2 separate regions of the Homo sapiens genome follow, and region 1 is linked to region 2. A link is an interaction called in ENCODE POLR2A ChIA-PET data of the cell type or tissue named here. Cell type or tissue: PC-9. All regions are shown on one strand. Region 1 overlaps LINC02669 (long intergenic non-protein coding RNA 2669). Region 2 overlaps LOC105376360 (a long non-coding RNA gene).

The links. Peaks named below come from ENCODE experiments on the same cell type or tissue, not always from the same donor. Only the 100,000 strongest peaks of a DNase experiment are listed, where the experiment ranks them.
Region 1: POLR2A ChIA-PET joins it to region 2 with 8 read pairs; 1 of 35 experiments calls an interaction of 5 or more read pairs at or near these places.

The regions. Positions count from the first base shown.
Region 1 is chr10:3,492,053-3,497,052 of GRCh38, forward strand. The region is part of intron 3 of LINC02669 (long intergenic non-protein coding RNA 2669); the gene reads right to left. The region is part of intron 1 of LOC105376360 (a long non-coding RNA gene); the gene reads left to right. The region is part of intron 1 of LOC124902538 (a long non-coding RNA gene); the gene reads left to right. Among named protein-coding and RNA genes, the nearest start is that of LINC02669, 8.3 kb to the right of the region's middle. In PC-9, no CTCF peak of the experiment used is centred here; DNase peaks (open chromatin) are centred at 1,769 and 2,429; H3K4me3 peaks cover 1,286 bases; H3K27ac peaks cover 1,733 bases.
Region 2 is chr10:3,633,881-3,638,880 of GRCh38, forward strand. The region is part of intron 1 of LOC105376360 (a long non-coding RNA gene); the gene reads left to right. LOC107984193 (a long non-coding RNA gene) reads right to left here. Exons shown (of 3, transcript XR_001747330.2): 3 at 3,707-4,079. Among named protein-coding and RNA genes, the nearest start is that of LINC02669, 130 kb to the left of the region's middle. In PC-9, no CTCF peak of the experiment used is centred here; DNase peaks (open chromatin) are centred at 2,021 and 2,781; H3K4me3 peaks cover 1,581 bases; H3K27ac peaks cover 2,649 bases.

The sequences.
Region 1 (5,000 bases), 140 kb before region 2:
GACAGTGTTCCTCCTGCCCTAACTTTCCCTCTGAATATATGTGTATGTGTATATATGTGTATGTATATACATATATATATGTGTGTGTGTATATATACATATATGTGTGTATAAATATATACGCAAGTTCTTTATAAACTTAAGTCTGTAGCTTGTGTTGAGTTCAGACAGCTAGTCCAGCTCTGCCAATTCACAGATGTTCCATGGAAGCAGATGATGGCTTAGGATATGGACACACTGAGTGTGGCTCTAATAAAGTTGTTTGTTTTATAATTTATACCTCGCTTTGTAAGGTAGTCTATCTTTAATAGAAATTTAAACATTCTGCTATGTTGAGACACATAAAATTATTTATAATAATTCTTTTGTTCCCCTCAAATGAAGCCATGATTTAAAGTTCAAACCTTGAAGTTGCCTGTACCTAGGTTAAAATCATGATTTGATACACTCCTAGCTGTAATATCCTAGAGGAGATACTCAACTTTCTGAAGCTTACTGTTTTTAACCTATAAAACGAGCATCACTGTACCTATCTGTTAGCTTTTGTTGTTCAGGTTGAATAAGATAATCTATGTACAAAGTATTTAGCGAGTTTCACCTAGGTTAAACACTCAGAGATTAGGAGTCTTCTTGTTATTATTTGGATCCCTGGTTTGTGGCTACAATTTAGTAGCCCGGGGAATATAGGCTGCAGCTGAACCACGGAGAAGCGGTTGTCTGATGCGCTCGTTCACTGTAAAATACTGCAACACCAAATGACTTTCACCAGTGACACTGGAACGGTACTGAAGCATTAGAGTAAGCTCTCAATAAGTAAGATCCATTTTATTACTATTATTATCATCACCATTGTTGCTATTCAGTCTAACCTGGAAATGGGTTGTGGGAAGTTTAATTTATTTTAAAAATGGAAATGAAAGTCAATACAGACATTAATTCTATAGCAAGAGGTTATATTATTTTAAATGGCTAAAAAGAGGTAGATTATCCTGGGAACAGAATTTGCCCAAGAAGCCAGTAATTGGTTGTTACCCAGGGTTATTGTCCAGGCAATACAGACACTTTGAGTAGCTCTGTGCATTCAACATTGTAACAGTGAGTGAGAATATTATCTAGAATGCGTGAGATGCCTGGAAATTGATGATGCTGGTGGAAAGCGGAGGGAAAGGCCACTCTGTGTGAGAAGCATCAGTGCGTTCAAATGAAAGAATCACTCCGTGATGTGTAGGCTAACCTTTATACATCTGCGATGACTGACTCACCTACTCACTAAAATGCCTATCTGCAAAATAACTTTTCAGTTGTAAATCTGAAACCATCCAACTGCCATTCCCAAACTTTTCCCACTGAATCAATAGTTTATAAAATAATCTCTAACAGTATAAGCTTTCTTGGAAACACAATTATCACATTACAGCCAAACATAGTGTATCTATGCTCTTTTCAAAACCAAACATTGTTTCTAGGAATGTAATGCAAATAAACTCTATATAAATACATTTTAAGTACTTTTTTTAAACTGATTTGTTTCTGAAAACTAGTTTCTGCACCAAAGCTCATGAACAGAGGTGTCTTCAGTGGGATTAAATACTGTCTCAAGGTTGGTTAGCGCTTTCAGATGAAGCATCTCATTTGCTGTCATAACAATGATACCTGCCTGACCTTATAAGAACAGGTATCATTATCTTCATTTTCATTTGGGTAAGTTGAAGTTTAGCAGACTTGAATGACTCATCTGAGGTTGTTCTCTCTCTCTCTCTGAGGCTGCCTCTCCACCTCTTTGACAATCCTCTCTCCAAACCTGTTTTTGTATATAAAGAGGACTAATCTTTCTGGTCTATCCTAATGTCCACTTTTGTACCCAGGAAGAGATTATTTCTTTGAACATTTCCATCACAGAACAAATAATTATATAAGGTTTTATTGTGAATTCTCTTAAAATAATGTAGCCCAAACTCAGAATTTTCAAGAACATAACTCATGTCCCAGAGCACAGATGATAACAAAATACGTGAACGTTTTTGTCTCGGTTCCTGTTAACACTGAAAACTCGGTCACATCGTATTTTCAAGGAGTCAAGGGCAGATTCCACGTGCCGTCTTCTGTATTGCAATCACCGAAGGTGTTTGGCGGGGAGCCCATGGCTCTGTGTCTTCCTAAGTTTTTGTGCTTTTTCCTGTCTGCTGTTCTATTAACCTTACTTAAGTAACGGCGTTGAGTGTGAGCTACCTCCTTTCTTGTTAGAAGTGCGTGAACGTCAGGCAAGCCTCACGCCGCCTGACTGGGGAATGCTTGCCCTCACTCGGCTTTTACGGGATGATTTCCATCACAGTGTTACATCACAGTGTATTCTAAGAAGCATTTAGCTTCAGGATGTATCAGAGTGTTTTCCAGTAAAAAGCACGTTTCAGGCCATGAGAAAGAGGCTGTGGATGAACCACACTTGGAATTCCGACTCCTGCGGTGCTCCCAGGTGGAGGAAGTGGCGAAGGGGGCACTGAATGTAGCCTTGGGACATTCCAAACGGGCGATCACCACAGAGAAAGTCATTTCTTCCTCTCTTTAGAAGCAGCTGTGTTTCCTCAAGAAAGTGACTTTATCTGGCTATTCCATGGGGGAAAGCGAGCTGTCTCAAAATTAGCCTTATATGCTGTGCGGTATTAAAGGAAAATTATACTTGGCTCACCAGTGAGTCATCGTACTGGTTTCGCTTTATTTTTATTTCTTTTCTACTTTAGGAACTGAAGCTTGAGGGCAACTGTAGGGGGAAGGTGGGGAGGATGGGAAAGATGCAGAGAGAGCCTGCGCCATGGTGGTCACGAGACAGAGGAGAGCAGAGACATCCCAGCGGCATAAGCCTGAGACCCCAGGCAGGGCATCAGCTCTCCGAGCCTCAGGGGCCTTCCCTTTGAGGACATTAGCAAAGGCGTGCTGGTCCTCAGCACTAAGCTCACATCCAGTGGACGCTGTTCACTGCCATCAGGGTGTGTGCATTCAGCGTGGCTGGCAGGAGAATGACTCCTTAATACTCTGCCGATTACGCTACTTACTTATTTGTATTATTTATTTTTTGAGACGGAGTCTAGCTCTGTCACCCAGGCTGGAGTGAGTAGCACGATCTCAGCTCACTGCAACCTCCATCACCCTGGTTCAAGCAATTATCCTGCCTCCACCTCCTAAAGGAGCTGGGACTACAGGTGCGCGCCACCACACCAGGCTAATTTTTGTATTTTTAGTAGAGAAGGGATTTCACCATGTTGGCCAGGCTGATCTCAACCTCCTGACCTCGGGTGATCCTCTCGCCTTGGCCTCCTAAAATGCTGGGATTACAGCCGTGAGCCACAGTGCCTGGCCCAATTACTCTCGAGTAAAAGAACAGTATAGATGTGACTCACTTACAAATCCACATACATACATCTGTTTAGACTCAAAACACGTGGGACTACATTTACTCTCTGCTATTTTGGGAACTCAGCAGGGAATTTGCCTAAGAAAAAGTTTACACCCTCAGGCCAGAAAGGCAACTGCGCTCAACCCAGAGTCCTGTAAATTAATTTGAAGTCTTTTGGGAATAATGCTGAAACCAAAACCCAAGAGTTTCCCCTTTTCCCTTTTGGAAAATCAAGGAGAAATGAGAAAAAAGAAAAATTGTAAAGACCAAGCATTAGAAATAAAATCCCTTGACTTGGACCCAAGATTAGAAAAGAAGTTAAAAGAACATACCCTTCCTTTATCTCTCTGCGCATGTGTAGGGTATAGAAGCAATAATCTTATTGTTACAAAATACAGACAGTAAAACTCGAATTAAATGGAGTGTTTGGGCAAATCATTACCCCGGACAGCTGAGGCTTTCCAATTTGAAGACAAAGGTAATACCCTCTAAGCACCATCATTTAAAATCAACAAATTTTTAATTATAAATTTTACATAATCCTTCTTCTATGTATTTTTACTGTCAGTTTTGTTTTATTTCTCTGATTATAAAAGCCACATGTGGTTAACACCAAGCAGGTTCATTTAGTAACGTCTAATAAAGAAAACAAAAAAATTACTCTTCATCCCATAACCCAGAAATAACCACTCTTCATGTTGTATCTCACCTTTGGGAAGAGCATTCTGAACCCCGTTCCTGTACCCTGGGGGGAGTCGGAGGTGTGATTCACAGCTCCTTGGAGCTCTCAGCCCTGTGGGGCATGCAGATGACAAAGCAGGATAAACGCTATGAAGACCTGTCCTGAGTGTTAGGAATGAGACATCCTCCCATTCAGGTGGAAGATAAAGGGCAGAAGAGAGAGGCATTTCCAGAGAGAACAGCCTGGAGGGTTTCAGGTAAAACAGCACCTGAGCGGAGCCTCAGAAGTGGGGAGAGAGAAAGGAGGTTTCCAGGCAGAGTAAGCATCGAAGTCCCAGCTCAGCCCCGTGTCCAGCGCTTACTGGGTGAACTGGGGAGAGGCAAGGCTGGAGCTTCCAGGTGTGGGTGGCTACAGGTCAGATCTTAGAAGTTGTTGCAGATCTGGGCAAGAAATTCACTTTTTTTTTCCTTTTTCTGAGGAAATAATGTGAAGCCAGTAAATGTTAAACAGATAACTAAAATGAACGCAGGTGTAGTTTAAGGACCTGAGTAATGATTTGATTGAGATAGAGGAATCCAGGAAAGGAAGGAGAGGGAGATGCGTAGAGGCTCAAAGGTTTGGTTCCTCCCTGTGGAACATCCAAGATTGTAAGGCACTTGGTTAGCAGTGCTGTGCTGGGGTGTTGAGGGTCTCAAGCTCAGGGAAGAGGGGTGGAACAGAGATACTTATTTGTGAGATATTAGCGTGACTGGATCCTTGATTTAGTCATCTCTGCCAAGTTCCTTTTACCAGGTAAAAGAACATTTTTGCAGGTTCTTTGGGTTAGGAAGCAGAGAGTATCATGACCATTGTTTTGCAAATCAATTTGAAATGTTAGATGGCATGAGCACATTCCTTGAAAAATACCACTAATTCCAGAACTAAAAC
Region 2 (5,000 bases):
TCCTGGGCTCAAGGGACCTCCTGGCTAAGCCTCCTGAGTCTTCTTCGTTTTTAGTAGTAGAGCTCCTGACTGTCAGAAACGTGCACAGCCACTCGGAGTAGAAGCCACATTTGCAGCCTCCTTTCCAGCCAGGGGTTGCCGGGTGATGAAGTTCCACCCCATGGATGATTGGCAGTGTGGGTGCAGCTTCCAACAACTCCCTTAGATGGAGTGGGCACCCTTTTCTTCCCACTTTCCTGCCAGCTGGTGGAACGTGGGTGCAAGGACAGACAGCCAAGCTGTCATCTTGACCGAGGGGAAGCCCCAAAGTTGGGCACGGCAGAGCCTGGAGATAGAGGGAGACTTACATCAATCTGGAATGGGCCGGGCTCAGTGGCTCATGCCTGTAATCCCAGCTCTTAGGGAGGCAGAAGCGGAAGGATAGCTTGAGCCCAGGAGTTCAATACCTGCCTAGGCAATATAGCAAGGCCCCGTTCTCCACAAATACAAAAAAAAAAAAAAAGACAATCCTGGGATGACTACCTCCACTTCATAGACTTCATAAGAGTAATAAACCCCACCTTATGGAAGCTACTGCCAGTTTGAGTTTTTCTTATTTGCCATCAAACTTAATATTTTTTAAAATTTTATTTTATTTTATTTTAAGCTCCAGGATACATGTGCAGGATGTGCAGATTTGTTACGTACGTAAAAGTGTGCCATAGTGGTTTGCTGCACCTATCAACCCATCACCTGGTATTAAACCTGGCATGCATTAGCTATTAATCCTGATGCTCTGTCTCCTCCCAGCCTCCCAACAGGCCCCAGTGTGTGTGTTGTTCCCCTCCCTGTGTTCTCAATGTTCAGCTCCCACTTATAAGTGAGAACATGCAGTGTTTGGTTTTCTGTCCTGTGTTAGTTTGCTGAGGATAATGGCTTCCAGCTCCATCCATGTCCCTGCAAAGAACATGACCTTGTTCCTTTTTATGGCTGCATAGTATTCCATAGTGTATATGTACCACATTTTCTTCATCCAGTCTATCATTGAGGGGTATTTGGGTTGATTCCATGTCTTTGCTGTAGTGAATAGTGCTGCGATAAACATGTGCATGTGTCTTTATAGTAGAATAATTTATATTCCTTTGAGTATATACCCAGTAATGGGATTGCTGGGTCAAATGGTGTTTCTGCATCAAACCTAATCTTAACTGATTTTGGTCCCTTACAGGTTGATATTTTAGGTGGTGGAAACTTAATCTGGCATCCCTCAAATGATTTTCCTCAACTTTAGCCAAATTAAAAAAAAAAGAGAGAGAGAGACAGTACAAAAAAGAAAAAGAGAAAACTAAGGACAGCTTGCCATCAGGCTGGTAACTGTTTCTCCATTCAATCATTCAGGGCCAGGAATAGGGGAAAGGGTGGTGAGCCAGGTGTCCGGCTGGCAGGGTGGAGAATGGGCTCTTTTGTCACCAAATCCATCTGTAGATAATTAACAGCTGGCTGGAACAGGTAACCAAAGCCAGCCTCTTCAGATAAGGCCAGAGGTGAATTACTTCCACGATGAATGTCATGTCTGTCTGTGGAAGAGCGAGACGGAGTATAGACCCTGATGTGTTTGATGAAAGGCAGTTCGTGGATGTAAAATATGATTGTACACTATTACTCATTGAAATGGTTTGCAGCAAAGACAGATTCTTAGAGGCAACTGGCTATATAGTCTCTTTTTTTTAATAGCATATGTGTCAGCCAAACAGACATATGCCTTAACAGCTTTTAATTATTTCTACTGTTTGCTTACTTCTTTGCATTAAACATGACTTTAGTCTTTTGCATATTCATCTGAAATCTTCATTCCCTCACCCGCAGTAATAACTTCTTTAATAATTGCTGCCAGGTCTGTGGGGATTTTTGTAAAAACAATCAGCCTTTCTTCAAACCAAAACATTCCTATTTACCTTGAAGTTTTTTTTTTTTTTTTTTTCTATTCATAGTTTCTGCTTATCCTTCCTGGCAGGAGGGAAGTTTCGATGGCTCCCGCACGCACTAACTTGTTTGTTAACTCTGCAGTTCAGAGCAACCCTGTTTTACCATGAATCCCCTGGCAGCCTGACAGTTTCACTCACAGGTGTGTCTTGGGGCAAAGTCATCCCCAGTTCCAGGTCTAACTCCATTAATTTCATAGACGATTCTGAAAAGGGTTTATAACATGATATTACTAGGATCGTGTTGGTTTACATTGAATAGAAATAGTGTGTCACAGGAGAAGACAAAAGAGATTTTTTTTTTTTTTTTTTTTTTTTGAGACGGAGTTTCACTCTTGTTTCCCAGGCTGGAGTGCAATGGCAGATCTCGGCTCACTGCAACCTCTGCCTCCTGGGTTCAAGCGATTCTCCTGCCTCAGCCTCTCAAGTAGCTGCGATTACAGGCTTAAGCCACCGCCACCACGCCTAGCTAGTTTTTCGTATTTTTAGTAGAGACAGGGTTTCATCATGTTGGCCAGGCCGGTCTCGAACTCCAGGTGATCCGCCTGCCTCGGCCTCCCAAAGTGTTGGGATTACAGGCGTGAGACACCGTGCCTGGTCCAAAGAGATGTTTTTATGTGGTTCACCTTCGACCTTCATCAGGGTGACTCAGGAGGCACATTCTGAAGCCACTCTCCAACACTTAAGTTTTTTGCCAGGTATTTTTCACAAAGCAACGATTTGAACAATGAAGGAGAAAATGTAGCCTCGCAACTTCATTCGTAAATAATCCAGACTAACCGCACGGAGTATAATGGATCAAAGTGAGCAGAATCGCTCACTTTGGATGAGATCAGCCCTAGAATGAAAGCAAAACCGAGATGATGGACGGCGCAGGCTCCTTGGAGATCCGTGTTCATGACACCTGCAAGGACTGTGGGCAAGCTGCCAACCAGACATGAAATTAGCAATTAGTTGCATATTCTTCCGAGTGGGTCATGTGCTCCTTGCAATCCAGGCACATCTCTTTCCATCTGGCAGGGGTGTGGCGTATTTCCAGAGGGCTTCAATGCGCAATCCGGCAGCGCACTGCTGGGAGCCCCGGCACAGGACGCCTGACCACACTGACATACACATATTCGCGTCCGTCTTTCCCTCTCTCCACTCCTCCTGCCCTGCCTGCTCCCATCATTCCGACCTCTGATCATTTCTGTTCTCCAGACAAGCAGGATGAGCAGGAAAGAGCCCGGGCCTCTGAGTCAGAGGATGCCAGTCCAAACCAGGGCTGTCTGATGAAATGCAGATGCCCAGTTAGAGTGTCATTCCAGGTAGACATCAATTTTTATTTTAGTAGTAGTGTGTCCCAGTGATTAATTATTTCTTGTGTATTTGATGTTTCAGTTTAATGAGCATCCTGCATATTTGTTTAATATGGTTAAATTTGGCAAACTTGGTCTAAATTTAATTTCTGTCATGAATTTAGACAAGTCATTTAACATTGGAGGTTCTCAGTTTCTTGACTGCCGAGACGGGGTGAGTTGCTGAGAAGGGAAAGGGATAAGCGGTAGGATTATTTCCCAATGTCTGGCGCTCTGTTCACCAATTCAATACCTATTGTTCTATTAACAGATTCTTGCTGAAAATCTCCAGCATGCCAGCCAATGTGATCCATACAAGCCAACATCAAAGATGAATAAGAGGTATTCCTCAGGAAGTAATACCTTTATAGAAGTTTATAGCATTTTACCTTTATGGTAATCCTATGATTCAATAGTTATAATTTCTGCTTTATTCATGAGAAAAATGCAACATAGGGAATTAATCGCAAAAGTAGTAAGGGGAATGGACAGGAATGTATTTCCACAGCCAACCGTTTCTTACAATGCAGCCTCCAAAGTCTCTCAAATGACAAGGCAGAATGGAGTGTGAGCACTAAACGTACTAGGCGCCTGTGACTGGTAGACTTCCGTGCTTACTCTGTCATCATCTTTTTGCACATTTTAAGGCCTTCCTGAGTCCCAGAAGAGCAAGTGGAGTTGTGGCTAAGGCGAGCTATTGTACCATGGTGAGTTGGACATCGCTGTTTTCTCGTGGGAGCCGTTTCGAGAGAGCTCTCTGTAATGTCGCCGTGTCCTTCGCCTGCATACAAAATGCAAACACAAGACGTGTCATTAATGAGACAACCCAGATTTCTTATTCTTTCTCTGACCTTCCCCCTGCAATCCTCCTTCGATGGGATGCGGGCAACTTTCTGAAGGACTGAAACCCGGGGGAGAGGGGAGGATGTTTACTGAGCACATTACTTAGAACAAAAATAGCTGAAAGCTTCATGATATCTTTTTAGGTTATGTCAAAATGTCCCTGGGGTCAAAATACTGGTACCAAAAGAGTCACATGAAAATGTCATGCCCAGATGGAGCGACGGTTCATGCTTCATCATAAACGTTTGCCTTAGAATGCAGAGTTTTCCACTCTATTTATTTTTCCAAATTCCTTTGGCCACTCCTCCCAGCAACACTAAGTTCTTTTGAAAACAAGAACTAGAATTCCCCCCTATGAAGTCTATAAAACCTGCAAAGGGTTTAGAGATATGCTGGAAAAAAATGGAATACAAAAGGCTCAATACTTAAGTAATTTTATGACTTCCTTCTTTCCTGAAGAGCAGTCAATAATGCAACTCCTTGTGTGTAATATTGTAAGTTCCCACCATCCACACTTAGATAAGTATCAGGACCTAGCTCAACTCATTTATTTTGTCTCTCCATCAATATCGTGAGTGCATAAAAATATGGTTCTTGTCAGTGCAAAGTAGATGCATTCAGCAAGAGTGGGGTGGGTCCTTCCTCCAACAAGACTACGAGAGTAGAGGGAGTTTGCCGAGTAGCTGGCTGCTGCCTGGGTGGAGGAAACCAGGGGTGGAGAGTCGCCCTTTTCTATCTTTTCCATCCCTGGGGTTCACAGACCCTGTTCTTCTGTGGGTGTCCACAGGTCCAGAGGTGCAACCCTGCAGTGGGATGTCATAGGATGTGACCTTGGGCCTTGTGGGGAGACTCTGCCAGT